2 separate regions of the Homo sapiens genome follow, and region 2 is linked to region 1. Evidence: read pairs that join two places in POLR2A ChIA-PET (ENCODE). Cell type or tissue: PC-3. All regions are shown on one strand. Each heading gives the region's core, and the rest is flanking DNA. Links, peaks and the distances in the headings are about the cores only.

What was found. Peaks named below come from ENCODE experiments on the same cell type or tissue, not always from the same donor. Only the 100,000 strongest peaks of a DNase experiment are listed, where the experiment ranks them.
Region 2: POLR2A ChIA-PET joins it to region 1 with 23 read pairs; 4 of 35 experiments call an interaction of 5 or more read pairs at or near these places.

Annotation. Positions count from the first base shown.
Region 1 is chr19:7,926,001-7,936,044 of GRCh38, reverse strand. It overlaps CTXN1 (cortexin 1), which reads left to right and starts at 9,910. Exons shown (of 2, transcript NM_206833.4): 1 at 9,910-10,044. TIMM44 (translocase of inner mitochondrial membrane 44) reads left to right here. Exons shown (of 13, transcript NM_006351.4): 4 at 900-980; 5 at 1,807-1,956; 6 at 2,042-2,181; 7 at 2,475-2,560; 8 at 3,113-3,205; 9 at 3,294-3,418; 10 at 4,857-4,907; 11 at 7,879-7,968; 12 at 8,278-8,388; 13 at 8,739-9,327. The coding sequence ends at 8,858. It overlaps LOC124904629 (a long non-coding RNA gene), which reads right to left. Exons shown (of 2, transcript XR_007067120.1): 2 at 9,235-9,472. RefSeq lists silencers at 6,407-6,701, 9,726-9,995 and an enhancer at 8,480-9,229. In PC-3, for the core only: CTCF peaks have their summits at 2,396 (motif pointing right), 6,372 and 6,573; a DNase peak (open chromatin) is centred at 7,154; H3K4me3 peaks cover 1,416 bases; H3K27ac peaks cover 3,236 bases.
Region 2 is chr19:8,171,866-8,181,938 of GRCh38, reverse strand. It overlaps the pseudogene LOC100422633. Among named protein-coding and RNA genes, the nearest start is that of FBN3, 27 kb to the right of the region's middle. In PC-3, for the core only: no CTCF peak of the experiment used is centred there; a DNase peak (open chromatin) is centred at 7,058; H3K27ac peaks cover 304 bases.

The sequences.
Region 1 (10,044 bases), core at 2,003-10,002:
GTAGCTGTGACTAAAGGCATGGGATACCACGCCTGGCTAATTTTTTTATATTTCTAGAGACAGGGTCTCGCCATGTTGCCTGTGCTGGTCTCGAACTCTCTGGGCTCAAGCGATCCTCCCATCTCAGCTTCCCAAAGAGCTGGGACTACAGCTCACATGCCCAGCCCCTCTTTATCATTAATGCAGGGGTCATCTGAAGACATAGCAGGCTGAGTTTGGAGTGGGATGGATGGAGCGGGAGACATAAGACCAAGCTGTGGTGGCTGGAGGCTGGATGAGGGGCACAGTGATGACAGGCAAGGCCACCTCCTACCACCCGGTGAAAGGTGAAGGCTGGGCCTCCTGTTCTCAGGAGGTAGCTGCCAAGCGGGGACCCGAGTCTGCCGGCCTTCTGAGCAAGGAGCTCACCGCTGCTGAGACCCTCAATCCAAGCCATGTGGGCAGCCGGGGGCCCTGGAGGCAGCACATGCTGGCAGGTGCGGGGAGGGAGGGGCTGCGGAGAAGATGCTTCTTGGACCTTTGGCTGTAAGAGAAATGTCACTGCCGTGTCAGAACATACAGACTTAAAGACACAACGGTTGGCCAGGCACAGTGGCTCACACCTATAATCCCAGCACTTTGGGAGGCCGAGGCGGGTGGATCACTTGAGGTCAGAAGTTTGAGACCAGCCTGGCCAACGTGGTAAAACCCTGTCTCTACTGAAAATACAAAAATTAGCCAGGCATGGTGGTGGGCCCTGTAGTCCCAGCTACTCGGGAGGCTGGGGCAGGAAAATCGCTTGAATCTGGCAGGAGGAAGTTGCAGTGAGCCGAGAGCGTGCCACTGTACTCCAGCCTCGGCAACGGAGACATTGTCTCAAAAAAAAAAAAAAAAAAAAGGACACAGCGCTCTTTACCTAGAAAACCATCGAGTCAGAAACCGTGCGGACGAGCGAGGTGCTACGGAAGAAGCTTGGGGAGCTGACGGGCACCGTGAAGGAGGTAACAGTTCCACGCCCGCCTGGAGCCGCTGGGGCCATCAAAGTCCCCTGGCCGCTGGAGGCTGGAGGAAGAGTCGGCTCCTGGGTGGGGGTGGCTTGGCAGCAGTGGGTGGCATGGGGCGTGCTGCCACCCTCGGGAAGGTTTCAGGAGTTCCCGGCACATGCAGGGTGAGGTCAGACTGGCAACCTTGCATGACCGTTGACCCAGGGAGTCGGCAGCAGTAAGTGCTGCTAGCCAGGACTCGAGGAGAACATGAAAATGTTTTTCCTGCCTAAAAATAGGAGGAGAGGGGCCGCTTCCACCCCCTCCCGAGGGTAGAGGCGGGAGGCAGGATTCCTGGGGTGCTGCGGCTCTCCTCGGTTGTCTGTTCTGTCCAGCTTTGCGCAGCATGGGGCGCCCTCACCGCCGTTCTTTCCCCGGGGTCCCCTCCTTGGGAATCCTTGCTGCCAGGCAGTTCCCGGGTCTCCAGAGGACTCCTGCCCATTTTGGAAAGGGGCCAGCAGACCCAGCGTCTCACCCAGAGCCCAGGGCCAGCATCCCGGAAGCCGTGGCGGTGTGCTCATGGCTCTGGGGGTGCCGGTGTGCTCATGGCTCTGGGGGTGCCGGTGTGCTCGTGGCTCTGGGGGTGGCGGTGTGCTCGTGGCTCTGGGGGTGCCGTTGTGCTCATGGCTCTGGGGGTGCCGCGTACCACAGGAGCACAGAAGGCCTCTGCCGGCCTCGGGGAACCAGATCCGCCCTTCTCTCCGGCAGGAATTCATTCCTCCTGCCCCGCCCCCCGGCCGCCAGGGCCGGTGCCAACGCCCCCTCTCTGTGTCTGTCTCAGTAGAGCCTTCACGAAGTCAGTAAAAGTGATCTCGGCCGGAAAATCAAGGAGGGCGTGGAGGAAGCAGCCAAGACGGCCAAGCAGTCGGCCGAGTCGGTATCCAAAGGCGGGGAGAAGCTGGGCAGGACAGCGGCCTTCAGAGCCCTCTCCCAGGTGAGCCCAGTCCTGGGCTAGGGCATGCAGCCTGGGGCGGCCGAACCCAGACACCCACCCCAGCCCCGCTGTGCCTCCCTCGCAGGGGGTGGAGTCCGTGAAGAAGGAAATTGACGACAGCGTCCTGGGACAGACCGGGCCCTACCGGAGGCCCCAGCGACTCCGGAAGAGAACGGAGTTTGCGGGAGATAAGTTCAAGGAGGAGAAAGTGTTTGAGCCAAACGAGTAGGTACCAGCCCGTGGCCCTCGCTGCCCCCATTTTGGGCAGCTTTCACTGCTGTCCATTTCGGGAGCCCACCAATGGTTCCCTCCTGAGTCCGTTTCTTGAGTTTGCCTTCTGCCCAAGGTTCCCGGCTCCCTCGAATTTGAGGGTGAGAGGTGAGGGCGGGGTCCTCAGAGCCCCTAGGTTTGAGGTCTCAGCTGCCTGCTGTCCTGTACTGCCCCCTGCCTGCAGCCGCAGGAGGGCACAGGGTGGCCCTGGCGCCGCCGCTCACCCCAGGGCCCACCCTCTTCCCCAGGGAGGCCCTGGGGGTCGTGCTGCACAAGGACTCCAAGTGGTACCAGCAGTGGAAGGACTTCAAGGAGAACAACGTGGTGTTTAACCGTGAGTGAAGGTGTCTTGGAGGGCAGGTGACTGTGTCCCGGGCAGTTGGTGGACCGCAAGGTGATCCCCCTGCATTGGGCACAAGACAGCCCCGTTTTGCAGAGGAGGAGATCGGGGTCAGAGTGGGCCGGTCACTTCTTTGCGGTCACATGATGGTGGGGCTGTAGATTCTGCCGCCAGAAGCCAGGTGCTCCCTCATAAGCACAGTCAGGGCCCCGAAACGAGCCGCAGGCCCCTGTCCCTTGTCCTGTGAGGACTGCTAGAGGCCTGTGTTTCCTTTGTAGTGAAAGCAACAGCCAGTGGGGTGGCGGCCCATAACTTACACAGCCCCATTAGGGCCGCAGCTGAGGGGCCTCTGCGCCTGGCCAGGTAGGTGGGCAGGCAGCGGTCCCCAAGCACAGATGAGGATGCAGGTCCACAGCCGTCCCCTCCCTGACCCCACCCGTGTCAGGGTGGATCCCGCAGGGGTCACAGGGAGCCTCTAGAAGCTGTGAGGGAGGGTTGTGTTTCTGGAAGGGGCCCCTTCTCCAGCACCTACCCCATCTTCCACAGGGTTCTTCGAGATGAAGATGAAGTATGACGAAAGCGACAACGCGTTCATCCGGGCATCCCGGGCCCTTACGGACAAGGTCACCGACTTGCTGGGTGAGTGAGTCATCCCTGGACCTCGCAGGCTGGTGGTGGGGCGGGGTCCCCGGCCTTCCCCCCGAACTCCCGGCTCTGCTCCCTGCAGGGGGCCTGTTCTCCAAGACAGAGATGTCGGAGGTGCTCACGGAGATCCTCCGGGTGGACCCGGCCTTTGACAAGGACCGGTTTCTGAAACAGTGCGAGAACGACATCATCCCCAATGTCCTGGAGGTGGGTGCCACACCCCCAGGACCCCTCCCAGGCGGCAGGTCCTGGCTCCACCACCTCCCCCGCCGCAGCCGGCACCCTGGGTGCTGCCAGGGAACTCTGCTGCCGAGGCTGTTTTCTGAGGAGGCTGGTTGCACACGGGCTCCTGCCCGGCTGCAGCTGCCCCATGAGCTGTGCCCGAAGCCCTTCCTGGGCCTTACCGGCACCTCCGGTACCTCCAGGTCTGTTTCCCTCACTCCTCCTGCCTGAGGCTGTTGTTCCTTTGAGGTTGCTGGGAGCAGCTGCTGGAGGCTAGGGATTGTCTCAGGTGCCTGGAGCCCCTCACCCCTTGGGAGAAGTGGGCGTCTGTCTTCAGACATCAGAGCTGGCCCCAGGCCACGTCTGACCCAGAGCTGCAGCCGTGAGGTTCCCTCACGGTGCTGTCCCTGGCAACCAGACCCTTGTTGGGCTTATAGATGAGGGTATCTTGCTCAAGGTCATGCTGCAGCCTGCCCCCTATAAGCCTCTCCCTGAGGTTGGTGGCCTCTTGTCTTCCCTGCTGCCTCTGCCTCTCTGCAGCCCCCAGGATGCAGGAGGAGCCTGGACACCTTCGGCCCAGTCGGGCCAGGCCTCTGGAAGGCCCTTCATGGGACTCTCCATCCTTGGCCCCGCCGGCCTCCGCCCAACGTCCTCTTCCTCCTCCAGTTTCCCGTATCCTTCCCGCCACTTCGGGCAGGGCTGGGAGGTGGTGCGGATGGGCGCCATGCCCCAAAACAGCAGCCTGAGCACCGCAGTGCCTTCCGGGATGGGTGATGGGTGCCAAGTGTTCTGGCCACCCGCCCCCTGCCGCTCACAGCTTTCACCACCAGCATCCGGCTCCTTCCCGCTCTTCTCCCCGCTCCAGGCACCTCCCTCCCCCTCATCGGATCCGGCCCAGGCTCCAGGATCCTGTGGAAGCAGCTCCCAGCCCAGGCACGCCCCCTGCAGCCCACCCCTCCCTCTCGCTGCCCCCAGCAGTTAGGAGGCAGCCGGTCCCATGGTGGGCCTTGCAGTCCGAAATGTGGTCCCCTGGGGGGACAGAGGACATGGGCTCACTGCGGGAGCCGGAGTTGGGTCCTCATCTCCCTGGCTTGGATTCCTGACCAGGCTGAAAGCTGGGTCCCCAGCCACCTTTCTCTTCCTCCACCAGGTTCCAGGGGGGTCCCCCTGTGGGGTGCCTCCTGGGTGGTCGCCCGCAGGCCGCCCTCCGCCTGTGCCTAGGCCAGAGCCAGGCACTGACACCAGCAGGGACGGGCCTGGGGGGGACACCCAGTGCCACAGCTCCACCCGCGCCCCACAGGTGGCAGCCGGGGGTGTCTGAGGAAACTCCCCACCCCGCACCACTGGAGAATGTTCCCAGGACCTCGCCTGCTGCCTGAAAAGCCCACTCTCGTTCTGGTGCTTATTTTCCCTTCCTTTTTAGGCCATGATTTCTGGAGAGCTTGACATTCTCAAAGACTGGTGCTATGAAGCTGTGAGTACTTCCTTTCTTTTTCTTTTTTTTTTTTTAAGGCCTAAAAAATCACCATGGAGAAGTTCCACTTCGGTGGCTCCGTTGGGGTAGCTCCCAACAGGCAGGACCTGGGCTCCCGGTGGGGGAATCCTCACGTCTCACCCTCCGAGAGCCTGACATCCCCCCCTGCCCCTTTCCATTCCTCAGCATGTGACACATCTGGGCTCTCAGGCTGGACACCGGGTCACCCGCCAGTCCTTTGCTCCCAGACTGTAAACTTTGTTAGGGAGAATCCTTCTCTGGGCTGGTGTCTAAGAGATGGCTGGTTGGGGGTGTCCCCTGGGCCTGTGAGAGATCACAAAGCTGCCAATTTTACTGGGCCTTTTTTTTCCCTCCAATCTTAAAATAATTTTGGTTAGGTCTGGGCACGGTGGCCTATGCTTTCAATCCCAGCAGCCCAAGGCGGGAGATTGCTTGAGCCCAAGCATTCAAGACTAGCCTGGGAAACATAGCAAGATCCCGTCTCTACAAAAACATTTAAAATGAGCCAAGTGGCAGGGTGCGGTGGCTCATGCCTGTAATCCCAGCACTTTGGGATGCCAAGGCAGGCGATTGCCTGAGCTCAAGAGTTCGAGACCAGCCTGGGCAACATGGTGAAACCCCATCTCTACTAAAATAAAAAGTTAGCCAGGCATGCTGGTGCATGTCTGTAATCCCAGCTACTGGGGAGGCTGAGGCAGTAGAATTGCTTAAATCCGGGAGGTGGAGGTTACAGTGAGCTGAGGTCGCGCCACTGCACTTCAGCCTGGGCAACAGAGCAAGATTCTGTCTCCAAAAAAAAAAAAAAAAAAAAAAGAGCCAAGCATGGAGGCAGGCACCTGTTGTCCCAGCTATTAGGGAGGCTGAGGTGGGAGGATCACTTGAGCTCACGAGGTCAAGGCTGCAGTGAGTCATCGCAGCACAGCACTCCAGCCTGGGTGACAGATCAAGACACTGTCACTAAGGAAATAGGTCGGGCACGGTGGCTAACGCCTGTCATCCCAGCACCTTGGGAGGCTGAGGCGGGCGGATCACCTGAGGTCAGGAGTTCGAGACCAGTCTGGCCAACATGGTGAAACCCTGTCTCTACTAAAAATACAAAAATTAGCCAGGCCTGGTGGTGGGCGCCTGTAATCCCAGCTACTCGGGAGGCTGAGGCAGGAGAATCGCTAGAACCCAGGAGGCGGAGGCTGCAGTGAGCCGAGATTGCACCACTGCACTCCAGCCTGGGCAACAGAGCGAGACTGTCTTAAAAAAAAAGAAATAATAATTTAGGGAAGGAGAGTCCCAGGAGAGGTGGTTGCAGCCATGAAGTAAAATGAGGTGTCTGGGGGCCGACTGCCCTATTTCAGGTGGCTGCAGTGGCCTGGGGTGCAGGCTGGGGCCGGGGGTCAGGGACAGTGTGGGTCTCCCACATGACTGGGGGGGGGCTGGGAGTCAAGTGGGGTTTGAAGGTGTCACCCATCCCACTTCCCAGGCCAGAGCAGAGTCCCTGTGCTCACCTCCCACGGGTCGTGAGAATGAAGTGTGATCACAGAAACCAGGGCAGTGCTGGCCCCGGGCCAGAGGGAACCCACAGAGGTAACCCTGGTAACCAAACAGCCCCTGGAAGAGTTGGGGGAGCTTTCATCGGTGACCCGGGGCCGCCACCTATGGGGCACGGATGGGGTTGCGGCAGTGGGTGCCCCTCCCCAGGCCCTGGGAGCCTCTAGCTGTCCTCACGACATGATCCTGAAACATAGATCCAAACAAAACATCGATAGTCTTCCCACACCAGGAAGGAGCTGTGTCCTGATGAGGCCTCAGCTGCTTCTCAGAGTCAAAGCTTGGGGTTCGGGGGCCACCAGCAGCACCGCGTACCTGGGGTCTGGTCTAGCTGTCTGCCCCATCCCTGGCAGCCTCCCTGTCCCTGCCCGAGTCCATCCCTGTGGGGCTCCCAGCTCTCATCTCCTCAGGCCACCTCATCTCACCCTATTCGCTCCCCGACCTGTGTGTTTCTTTCCCCTGGCTTCTTCGTATTAAGCGATCCAGAATCGTTCTTGGCTAATTCTATTCTGCACCCAGCTCATAAACAACTTGGAAAAAGCAGAGGAGAAGATGTCAGATTTTCTTTTTAAATACTCCCCTGCATGGTGACTAATCCAGCAGGCATTTATGAGTTTCGATGTGGATTTTTTTTTTTTTTTTTTTTTTTTTGGTTTTTTGTTTTGTTTTTACCTTGGGACCATTACGCCACAGCTGACTCGCTTTGCCAGGGAGCTGCTGGTGCCCTGGAAACACAGCTGAAGTTCCAGCCACGTCCACAGAAGTGTTTTTAAAATGTCACCTTTAAGAAACCGAACAAGTAGGATTGGCTCTGTTTTTTTTTTCTCTCCCCTCCGCGGATCAGTCATTTCCATAAAAAGTAGATGCTATCAGAACATCTTTTCTCTCATGGTTTCATGCCAAGCCCAGAGAAACCTCCAGCGAAAACGTGTCTCGGGGGCTGCTTCCTGTGCCTGGCACAGGCGCAGGGGGTTGAGGGTGACACTGGGGGCTGGTCAGTGACAGAGGCAGCCTCAGGCTGAGGACAGATCCTAGAAGAGGCGTTTGATCTCAGGCCAAGATTCAGAGTGCGGCGAATATGGAAGTATTAAAGATCAGCCAAGGGGCCGCCAGCTTAGCCCTGGGAGTAGATTTGGGATTTTGTTCCAAGAGAATCACCCACTTTGCTGATTAATCCTGTTTTCATTGGGTCATCTGGATAGAGTGTTGTTCCCAGGAGTGGGAAGCGTGTGATCTGGGCCAGTAAGTGGGTGGCACCTGCCTCCCCACTTGGACCTGGGTTCTTGGCCTCTGCCATTGCTGGCTGGCGGCAGGGCACCTGGGCGCCAGGGTGTGTGGGCAGCAGCTCTGTGTGGCGTGGTGCCCACCCTGGGTGGCATCACGCAGGCGTGTCGGCCTCTCATTGCAGACTTACAGCCAGCTGGCCCACCCCATCCAGCAGGCCAAGGCACTGGGTCTCCAGTTCCATTCTCGCATCCTAGACATTGACAACGTCGACGTAAGCACCTCGCAGTGGGGGCCCGGGCCACCATCGGGGGTGGGAACTATGGCCCAGACAAGGCCCAGGAGGTGGCCTTGCCAGGGGCTGGGGGCCATGGGCTGATCCAAGAGGTCTTGGGCTTGTCCAAGGGGAGGGTCTCGAGGGAGGCCTGGTCCTGGCCTGAGAGGCAAGGCCCACGGGGAGGGACCGGTGCTGGGCCTGGTGCTGGAGCCTTCTCCTAGCAGGGCCTAGGCGCAGGGGTTTCACCTCCAGGGGAGCAGCCGGGCTGTCCTCTGAGGCACATCCCCCCTCTCGGCCCCTCTGCAGCTGGCCATGGGCAAGATGATGGAGCAGGGGCCGGTGCTGATCATCACCTTCCAGGCACAGCTGGTGATGGTGGTCAGGAACCCCAAAGGCGAGGTGGTGGAGGGTGACCCGGTGAGTGAGGGAGTGGGATGGGGCAGGCACATGACACCGCCTGTCCCCAAGATCTGTGTGTGGCCACCTGGCAGAGACCCCAGCTCAGAGCCCTGAAGCTCTGGGACTGGGTGGGGATGTGGAGAAACCTCTGGGCCAGAGTTTGGGGTTGAGGGAGGTCGGAGACCAGCAGACCTGTCTGTTTTTACCAAGGCTGAGTGGTTCCTGAGTCTAGGCAATTGTGCTGGCCTCTGCTCCCAGCCCCTGGGGAAGTTGCCGGTGGCTCCTGCCCCACAGAGCCTGGCCCCCCCCCAGAGCTGCCTGGGTCACCTCAACCCTCTCAACAGTGCCCTTCCCACCCCACCCTGCAGGACAAGGTGCTGCGGATGCTGTACGTGTGGGCGCTCTGCCGAGACCAGGACGAGCTCAACCCCTACGCGGCCTGGCGGCTCCTGGACATCTCGGCCTCCAGCACCGAGCAGATTCTCTGAGTGTGGTGCCGGAGCCAGGTAGCCCCGGCCTGGGTCATCAGGCACAGAGGCACCGCAACACCACCTGCGGCAACTCCAGACCTCTGGGAACAAGACTGCGGGCTCTGCCCCCAGCTCTGCCAGGACGGCTGCAAGACCAGCTGGCCCGGGAGGGGACAACGGGCTGTTGCGGGTGCGCGGCAGCTGGAGACACTCCCCCGCAGGGCCAACCCCTGCCCTGTTGCTCTGCCCTGCAGGGGTCCCGGCGCCTGGTCACCTGGGGTGCACACAGGTCACACAGTGCCAAGAGGCCCCAGGGCCCAGGGACTCCCCCCACAGCAGGGTGGGACCCGGGACCCGCGGCTCAGTGGCCCGCTAGCCACGTCAGCCAAGCCACTTTAGGTCCATTTTTTAATTTTAACAGTGCTCTTCCATCTTGTGCATAAGCCTGAGATTTGGAAAGAATAAAACACCGAATTGCAGAAGAGCAGCTACGGAGTCTGAAGTGTCTTCTCTGGCGCGGGAGTGGCCGAGGCGATGGTGGGGGTGGGAGCAGGCGGCTGCTGTGGGAGGCGGTCAAGGTCGAGTGAGGAACTGCAGCCGCAGTGGGTGGACGCCTTGCCCAGGGCTGGACCCTGAGTTGGAAGACGAGGCCAGTGACAGACAAAACTAGGGGGACTTACTCATCCCAGTGACCTGCCTGAGCTCTCTGAGAATTGAGGTCCCCAGGGCCGGGGGAGCTTGAGTGCCCATATGAGTGTTTTAGGGCCACTGAGGTCCCCCCACAAACAGGGAGTCTCGAGTGGGGTCTATCGCGGAGGAGAATGCAGGCACAGGGCAGGCTGGGGGGCCCGAAGTGCCAGGGGAGGTGGGAGTGGCAGCTGCCCACTCCCCGGCGAGGTCGTGGGTGCTCGCGGGTCCTCGGGGCTGGGGTTCCGTCCTCCCGCAGGCCCGGGCGGGGTCGCTGGCTCGCGCGCCGCTCCCTGCGCAGCCTCCGCCCCCTGCAGCCCCGCCCCCCGCGGCGGCCCCGCCCCCGTCGCCATAGGAACAGCCGCGGCGGCCCGGCTCGCGCGCTGCTTGCCTGCCTCGGTCTCCGCCGCTCCAGGGGCGGGTGGGGTGGGCTGAGCCGGAGCCCGGGCCGCCGCCGCCGCCGCCGGGGAGAGGCCGAACGCGCAGCCGGCGCGGGTCCCTGAGAGAGCGCGGCCGC
Region 2 (10,073 bases), core at 820-8,819, 250 kb before region 1:
ATGCAATTATGAATAATACTGCTGTAAACATCCGTGTGCAGGTTTTGTTTTGTTTTGTTTTTTTGGTTTTGAGACAGAGTCTCACTCTCTCGCCCAGGCTGGAGTGCAGTGGCGCCATCTCGGCTCACTGCAAGCTCTGCCTCCTGGGTTCACGCCATTCTCCTGCCTCAGCCTCCCGAGTAGCTGGTACTACAGGCACCTGCCACCATGCCCGGCTAATTTTTTGTATATTTAGTAGAGACAGGGTTTCACCGTGTTAGCCAGGATGGTCTCGATCTCCTGACTTCGTGATCCTCCCGCCTCGGCCTCCCAAAGTGCTGGGATTACAGGCATGAGCCACCGCACCCGGCCAGTTTGTTTTTTTTTTTTTGAGTCGGAGTCTCCCTGTGTCGCCCAGGCTGGAGTGCAGTGGTGTGATCTCGGCTCACTGCAACCTCTGCCTCACGGGTTCAAGTGATTCTCCTGCCTCAGCCTCCTGAGTAGCTGGGACTACAGGCACATGCCACCACGCGCAGCTAATTTTTGTATTTTTAGTAGAGACAGGGTTTCACCATATTGGCCAGGCTGGTCTTGAACTCCTGACCTCGTGATCTGCCCGCCTCGGTCTCCCAAAGTGTTGGGATTACGGGTATGAGCCACTGCACCTGGCCCATGTGCGGGTTTTCTTGTAGACATGAGCTTTCAACTCGTTTGGGTAAATATCTAGGAGTGAAATTAATTGGTTATATGGTAAGAGTATGTTTAGTTTTGTAAGAAGCTGTCACACTGTCTTCTAGAGTGGCTGTACTGTTTGGCATTTCTCTCAGCAAAGAGTGAGATTTCCTGTTGCTATATAGGAAACATCTTTTTTTTTTTTTTTTTTTTTTGAGTCAGTCTTGCTTTGTCACCCAGGGTGGAGCACAGCGGTGTAATCTCAGCTTATTGCAACCTCCACTTCCCGGACTCAAGCACTTCTCATGCCTCACCCTCCCGAGTAGCTGGCATTACAGGCATGCACCACCACGCCCGGCTAATTTTTGTATTTTTAGTAGAGATGGGGTTTCACCATGTTGCCCAGGCTGATCTCGAACTCCTGGCCTCAAGTGATCCACCCACCTCGGCTCGCAAAGTGCTGGGATTACAGGCGTGAGCCACCACTCCTGGCCATATAGGCAACAAAATTTTTAATTACGGCAACATCTAGAAAAAAATGTTTTATCCTATATCCTGCATTTTTCTTTTTCTTTCTTTTTTTTTTTTTTTTGAGATGGAGTCTCACTCTGTCACCCAGGCTGGAGTGCAATGGTGCCATCTCGGCTCACTGCAACCTCTGCCTCCCAGGTTCAAGCAATTCTCCTGCCTCAGCCTCCCAAATAGCTGGGATTACAGGCTTGTGCCACCACACTCTGCTAATTTTTTGTATTTTTAGTAGATATGGGGTTTCACCATGTTGGCCAGGCTGGCCTTGGACACCTTGCCTCAAGTGATCCGCCTGCTTTGGCCTCCCAATATCCTGCTTTTTTCTGTAAAAATAGTATGAAAATATTTTACATATTGTTAAAGAAAATCTACAAACATTTTTCATAACTGCATATTGGATCTTATCACGTGATTGTACACAGCGTACCGGATACCTCAGGCTTTGCACTAACTGAATATTAAAATAACAATAACAGAAGCATTGTTATATGTAAATATTTGCCTATTTCTCATATTTCTTTCTCATGGATTCCCAGCAGTGGAAATACTGGCTGGAAAAAGGCAAACACGTTATGATTCTTGGTACATGTTGCCAAGAGCTCACCAGAAGCCTGAAATTTATGCTAAAAGCAGCAAGCTGGCCGGGCACAGTCGCTCATGCCTGTAATCCCAGCACTTTGGGAGGCTGAGGAGGGTGGATCACCTGAGGCCAGGAGTTTGAGACCAGCCTGGCCAACATGGCAAAACCCCATCTCTACTAAAAATACAAAAATGAGCTGGGCATGGTGGTGTGTGTCTGTAATCCTGGCTACTAGGGAGGCTGAGACAGGAGAATCACTTGAACCTGGGAGGCAGAGGTTGCAGTGAGCCGAAATTACGCCACTGCACTCCAGCCTGGACGACAAAGCAAAACTCTGTCAAAAAAAAAAAAAAAAAAAAAAAAGCTGCAAGCTGGGGTAAGAGTCTTCAGGAAAAAAAAAAAAAGGTTAGATTAAAATAGACAAAAGATGTCTCATTCTCTTTTCTTTTTTAGAGATAGAGTCTTACTGTGTTGCCCAGGCTGGGGTGCAGTGGAACTATCATAGCTCACAGAAGCCTCAGCCTCCTGGGTTCAAGTGATCCTCCCACCTCAGCTTCCCAAGTAGGTGGGATTACAGGCATGTGCGACCATACCCAGCTAATTTTTATTTTTTGCAGAGATGTGGTCTCACTACATTGCCCAAGTTGGTCTCAAACTCCTGGGCTCAAGTGATTCTCTCACCTTGGCCTCCCAAAGTGCTGGGATTACAGGCATGAGCCACAGCACCTGGCTAAGAATTCCTCTTTAAGTTTTAAAGAGAGACAACTCAGTACATTGCTTGACCATTTTGCCCTCTGCTCTTAAGCTTAGAAAATGCTTTCACATCTCAGAGATTTAAAATCCATTTCCAGCTGGGCACAGTGGCTCACGTCTGTAATCTCAGTACTCTGAGAGGCCAAGGCAGGCAAATCACTAGAGACCAGGAGTTTGAGACCAGCCTGGCCAACATGGTGAAACCCCGTCTCTACTAAAAAGACAAAAATTAGCTGGGCAAGGTGGCACATGCCTGTAATCGCAGCTACTCGGGAGGCTGAGGCAGGAGAATCGCTTGAACCCAGGAGGCAGATGTTGCAGTGAGCCGAGATTGTGCCACTGCACTCCAGCCTGGGCAATAGAGTGACACTCCATCTAACATAATAATAAATAAATCCAAAGAACTTAGTAAACTCCTTTGGTGTCACAAAGCTGTTTGATGACAGAATCAGTATTATAACCTGGAAGTTCAAACTCTGGCTTGGCGCTTTTTCTTATTTTATAGCTAGTCTTTGAGGTAAGATTTGTACTGTTAATTCATTCTGCCTACCCATCCACACACAAAAAATTATGAGGTCAAAAATAAATAATTTGAAATAGAGCAAAAGTAGAGGAAGTAGTGAAGGAAGAAAGGATTCTGGAATTCCATAAAAGTTTTGTGTTTTCTTTGTTTGTTTGTTTTTTGAGATGGAGTCTCACTCTGTCACCTAGGCTGGAGTGCAATGGCGCAATCTCGGCTCACTGCAACCTCTGTCTGCCTCCTGGGTTCAAGCGATTCTCCTGCCTCAGCAACCTGTGTAGCTGGGATTACAGGCGCCTGCCACCATATCTGGCTAATTTTTGTATTTTTAGTACAGACAGGGTTTCACCATGTTGGCCAGGCTGGTCTCAAACTCCTGACCTCAAATGATCCACCCGCCTCGGCCTCCTAAAGTTCTGGGATTCCAGGCGTGAGACACCGCGCCTGGCCTGTTTCTTTTCTTTTCTTTTTTTAATTGAGACAGGGTCTCGCTCTGTCACCCAGGCTAGAGTATGGTAGTGCCATCTCAGCTCAATGTGGCCTCAATCTGGGCTCAAGCAATTCTCCCATCAGGCTCCTGAGTAGCTGAGACTATAGTTGTGCACTACTATGCCTGGCTTTGCTGCTTTTTGATCTGATAACAGAAAATGGCCTGTATCAGCGACATAATCAGAAGTAGATAACAAAACCAGCTGGTTAAAAGGAAATTGCAAAAGAATAATACACCTCTTTGGTCAGGTGTGGTGGCTCATGCCTGTAATCCCAGCACTTTGGGAGGCCGAGGTGGGTGGATCACTTGAGTTCAGGAGTTTGAGACCAGCCTGGCCAACATGGTGAAATCCCGTCTTCAATATAAATACAAAAATTAGCTGGGCGTGGTGGCAGGTGCCTGTATTTCCAGCTAATCGGGAGGCTGAGGCAGCAGAATTGCTTGCAGCCAGGAGGCGGAGGTTTCAGCGAGCCAAGATCACACCTTTGCACTCCAGCCTGGGTGACAGACAGAGACTCTGTCTCTAAATCAATCAATCAATCAATCAATCAACCAATCACCTCTTTCACATGCCCCTAACACTGATCATGAAGGGGGTCAACTCACTGAACTACAAGAAATTGATTATGGTTACAGAAAATGTCATAAGTTGTATGTTTGTAGAGCATTATCTGCACACACACATATTCACTTTTCCATGCTTGTTATTCAGATAGCAGCTGCATTACATTTATATCATCCCAGCTATTGGCTTAGTAGCCAAGAATCTATATAGAGTTATAGGGCAGTGATAAAGATACGGTTTTAGAAGGCATTTACTATAGATTTTTTTTTTTTTTTTTTTTTTTGAGACGGAGTCTTGTCCTGTCACCCAGGCTGGAGTGCAATGGCACGATCTCAGCTCACTGCAACCTCCACCTCCCGGGTTCCAGCAATTCTCCTGCCTCAGCCTCCTGAGTAGCTGGGATTACAGGCAGGTGCCACCACGCCCAGCTAATTTTTGTATTTTTAGTAGAGATGGGGTTTTGCCGTGTTGGCCAGGCTGGTCTTGATCTCCTGACCTCGTGATCTGCCTGCCTCAGCCTCCCAAAGTTCTGAAATTATAGGCATGAGCCACCGCACCCTGCCTAGGTTGTTACCTTTTTTTTTTTTTTTTTTTTTGAGATGGAGTCTCGCTCTGTTGCCCAGGCTGGAGTGCAGTGGCGTGATCTCGGGTCACTGCAAGCTCTGCCTCCCAGGTTCACGTCATTCTCCTGCCTCAGCCTCCCAAGTAGCTGGGACTAGAGGCGCCTGCCACCACGCCCTGCTAATTTTTTGTATTTTTAGTAGAGACGGGGTTTCACTGTCTTAGCCAGGATGGTCTCGATCTCCTGACCTCGTGATCCGCCCGCCTCGGCCTCCGAAAGTGCTGGGATTACAGGCGTGAGCCACTGTGCCCGGCCTAGATAGTTACCTTTAATTAAAGTAACTTTTAGCTGGGCATGTACCTGTATTCTCAGTTACTTGGGAGGCTGAGGCAGGAGGACCATTTGAGCCCAGGAGTTCAAGGCTGTAGTGTGCCATGATCCTGTCTGTGAATAACCACCGCACTCCAGCCTGGGCAACATAGCAAGACTTTCTCTCTCTCTCAAAAAGGTAACTTATAATTTTCGTAACTTTTGAACTCCTTGAGCCCAGGAGTTTGAGACCAGCTCTGGCAACATATTGAGACCTCATCTCTACAAAAACTTTAAAAATTAACTGGGTGTGGTTGTGTGCACCTGTAGTCCCAGCTACTCAGGAGGTTGATGCAGGAGGATCACATGAGCCGCAGTGGTCGAGGTTGCAGTTAGCTATAATCATGTCACTGCACGCCAGCCTGGGTGACAGAAAGACCCAGTCTTTTTTTTCTTTTTTTGATGGAGTCTTGCTCTGTCGCCCAGGCTGGAGGGCAGTGGCACGATCTTGGCTCACTACAACCTCCGCCTCCCGGGTTCAAGCAATTCCCTGCCTCAGCCTCCCGAGTAGCTGCGATTACAGACATGCACCACCACGCCTGGCTAATTTTTGTATTTTTAGTAGAGACGGAGTTTCACCATGTTGGCCAGGGTGGTCCCGAACTCTTGACCTCAGGTGATCCACCCGCCTCGGCCTCCCAAAGTGCTGGGATCACAGGTGTGAGCCACTATGCCCAACCGACCCTATCTCATTTATTTATTTATTGGATTTATTTATATATATATTTTTGGGGGATGGAGTCTCACTCTGTCACCCAGGCTGGAGTGCACTGGAGTGATCTCAGCTCATTGCAACCTCCATCTCCCGGGTTCAAGCAATTCTCCTGCCTCATCCTCCCGAGTAGCTGGGACTACAGGCGTACACCACTACATCTGGCTAATTTTTTGTATTTCAGTAGAGACGGGGTTTCACCATGTTACCCAGCGTGGTCTCACACTTCTGAGCTCAGGCAATCTGCCTGCCTCGGCCTCCCAAAGTGCTAGGATTACAGGGGTGAGCCACCGCACCTGGCCTGGACCGACCCTATCTCTTAAAAAAAAAAAAAAGGCCGGCATGGTGGCTCACGCCTGTAATCCCAGCAGTTTGGGAGGCTGAGGTGGGCAGATCACGAGGTCAGGAGATCAAGACCATCCTGGCTAAGACTGTGAAACCCAGTCTCTACTAAGAATGCAAAATATTAGCCGGGCATAGTGGCACCTGCCTGTAGTCCCAGCTACCCAGGAGGCTGAGGCAGGAGAATCGCTTGAACCTGGGAGGTGGAGCTTGCAGTGAGCCGAGATCATGCTATTGCACTCCAGCCTGGATGGCAGAGCAAGATTCTGTCTCAAAAAAAAAAAAAAAAATTGTGTTGGCCAAAACTTTCACAACACCCATCCCAAAATACTTGTTCTGCGTGGTATGCAGATCAACTGTCTCTTCAGACAAGCACTTCTTTAACCTTTACTTCATCAAAATGGAATATTTCTTTGAAATTCCACACCTTTTAAAATTCCTAAATCCTCAGACAGCTTTCTTAGTTGGTTCATCTGAAGTCTCATCATCTTTGGTACAACAATCTCTAATGAGAACAGGTTTCAATAAAGGAGGTGACTCAATCACCATCTTGTTTTTGAGATAGAGTCTTGCTCTATCACCCAGGCTGGAGTGCAGTGGCACGATCTCAGCTCGCTGCAACCCCGCCTCCTGGGTTCAAGCAATTCTCATGCCTCAGCCTCCCAAGAAGCTGGGATTACAGGCACATGCCACCATGCCTGGTTAATGTTTTTTGTATTTTTAGTAGTAACATGGTTTCACCATGTCGGCCAGGCTGGTCTTGAACTCCTGGCTTCAGGTAACCCACCTGCCTCAGCCTCCGAAAGTGCTGGGATTACGGGCATGAGCCACCGCGCCTGGCCTCAATCATCTTGTTTAACTATTTCTCAAAAGCTCTGATCTGCAAAGGAAGATTAATTTCAGGTCTGAACTGGCCAACAGAAACCACCAAATGTCCTGGGGTCATCTTTTTCTGAAGTCAGGGAATGTTCAGAAATGCCCGCATACCACGTGGTGGATGAACAATACTAGCGTAATTCCCAGCTTTCCACAGTGAGAGGATATGGTTCAGTGTCCAAGAAGAATTCATCATGAGTACATACATCACTGCAAGAACCGAAGAGTCCACAAATAAACCGAAAACTAAATAGTAGTAGATGAGCTTTGCTTTACTGAGGATTCCTGGTAACGAAGGCTGTGTTATTTTATTCAACATTTTGTGCCCATGCCTGTAGTCTCAGCTACTTGGAAGGCTGAGGTGGGAAGATCACTTGGGCCCAGGAAGTCGAGGCTGGAGTGAGCTGCAATGGTGCCACTGCACTCTAGCCTGGGCGACAGAGTGAGACTCTGTCTCAGAAATAAACAAGCGAACAAACAAACAAACAACATAGGCTGTGTGCAGTGGCTCATACCTTTAATCTCACCACTTTGGGAGGCTGAGGTGGGTGGATCACTTGAGATCAGGAGTTCAAGACCAGCCTGGCCAACATGATGAAACCCTGTCTCTACCAAAAATACAAAAATTAGCCGGGCGTGGAGGCTTGGGCCTGTAATCCCAGCTACTTGGGAGCCTGAGACAGGAGAATTGCTTGAACCCAGGAGGCGGAGGTTGCAGTGACCTGAGATCGCACCACTGCACTCCAGCATGGGCAACACAGCGAGACTGTCTCCAGAAAATAATAATAATAATAATAATAATAATAATAATAATAATAATAACAACCTGCTTCAAGATACTTACTTTTTCTGCAGGGCTCTTGAAACCACACCATAAAACTCATTCTCCTTCTCCACTAGCATTGCAGTATGGATTAAAAAAATTCAAATAGGCCAGACGCGGTGGCTCATGCCTGTAATCCCAGCATTTTGGGAGGCTGAGGTGGGCAGATGGCTTGAGGTCAGGAGTTCAAGACCAGCCTGGTCAACATGGTGAATCCCCATCTCTACAAAAAAAAAAAAATACAAAAATTAGCCAGACATGGTGGCGCATGCCTGTACTCCCAGCTACTCAGGAGGCTGAGGCAGGAGAATCACTTGAACCCAGGATGTGGCAGTTGCAGTGAGCTGAGATCATGCCACTGCACTGCAGCCTGGGTGACAGAGTGAGACACTCTCAAAAAAAAAGGCCGGGCGTGGTGGCTCACGCCTGTAATCCCAGCACTTTGGGAGGCTGAGGCAGACGGATCACGAGGTCAGGAGATCGAGACCATCATCCTGACTAACACGGTGAAACCCCGTCTCTACTAAAAATACAAAAAATTAGCTGGGCATGGTGGCGGGTGCCTGTAGTCCCAGCTACTTGGGAGGCTGAGGCAGGAGAATGGCATGAACCCAGGAGGCAGAACTTGCAGTAAGCTGAGATAGTGCCACTGCACTCCAGCCTGGGCGAAAGAGCAAGACTCCGTCTCAAAAAAAAAAAAAAAACAGCAATCACTATTTGATTTTTTCCATTTTTTTGCTGGTTGACACTGACTTTTTCTTTCTTGATAGCAGCAGATTCCTCAAAGGATGATTACCAAAGATTTACATAAATTTCCACATACAATTAGCTCACGAAAGAACAATGAATTAAATTACCTCAACAACTCAAAGACCAGTCCCCTCCCATGGGGCCCCATCTTCCGAAGACCCCCCAAACTAGGAAGCCCTTCATTGTTTCTCTCCTCTATGAGCTCCTCCACACACTGTCATTTCTTTTTCTTTCTGTATTTTTATTATTAAGACAGGGTCTCACTCTGTTGCCCAGGCTGGAGTGCAGTGGCCCAGTCATAGCTCAATGCAGCTTTGAACTCCTGGGCTGAAGCGATCCTCCCACCTCAGCCTCCCAAGTAGCTGGGACTATAGGTGCATGCCACCATGGCTGGCTAATTTTTTTTTTTTTTTTTTGAGACAGAGTCTCTCTCTGTCGCCCAGGCTGGAGTGCAATGGTGGGATCATGGCTCACTGCAACCTCTGCCTCCCAGATTCAAGCTATTCTTCTGCCTCAGCCTCCCGAGTAGCTGGGATTACAGGCACTTGCCATCATGCCCGGCTAATTTTTTTTCTGTATTTTTGTAGAGACAGGGTTTCACCATGTTGGCCAGGCTGGTCTTGAACTCCTGACCTCAGGTGATCCACCTGCCTTGGCCTCCCAAAGTGCTGGGATTACAGACGTCAGCCACCGTGCCCGGCCATCTTGGCTAATTTTTAAAGATTATTTTTAGAGATGGGGTCTCACTATGTTGCCCGGGCTGGTCTCAAACTCCTGGCCTCAAGTGATCCTCCCGTCTCGGCCTCCCAAATTGCTTGGATTATAGGCATCAGCCATTGCGTCCAGCTTCTCTTCTAATTTTCTAGGCTATTTATAGGGTCCACAATGGATCATGCCAGCCCCTCTGCTAAGGGTTATCCACCAACATCTCATTTAACCTACACTATCCTCTCCAGAAGCAAATATTGCATTGGTGCAAAAGTTATTGCGGTTTTTGCAATTAAAAGTAAAGGCAAAGCTGGGCACAGTGGCTCACACCTGTAATCCCAGCATTTTGGGAGGCTGAGGCAGGTGGATCACAAGGTCAGGAGTTCAAGATCAGCCTGACCAACACGGTGAAACCCCATCTCTACTAAAAATACAAAATTAGCTGGGTGTGGTGGCGCGCACTTGTAATCCCAGCTACTCGGGAGGCTGAGGCAGGAGAATCGCTCGAACCCGGGAGGTGGAGGTTGCAGTGAGCCAAGATCATGCCACTGCACTCCAGCCTGGCAACAGAGCGAAACTCTGTCTTTAAAACAAAAAGGTAATGGCAAAAAACGCAATTATTTTTGCACCAACCTAGTATTATTTCTCTCATGTCACAGATGAGAAAACTGAGGCTTAGGGGGAATCTCTAAATTTGTCTAGTGTCATGTGGCCAGAGACATAATTCATACCTGGACACCTCACTCCGGACGCTGTTCACAGCCCTACTCCTCTTTGGTGGGTAAATACTCCGGGAAAGGCACGATTTTCTCCTAGTGTGAATTCAGGGTAGGCAAAATAGCCT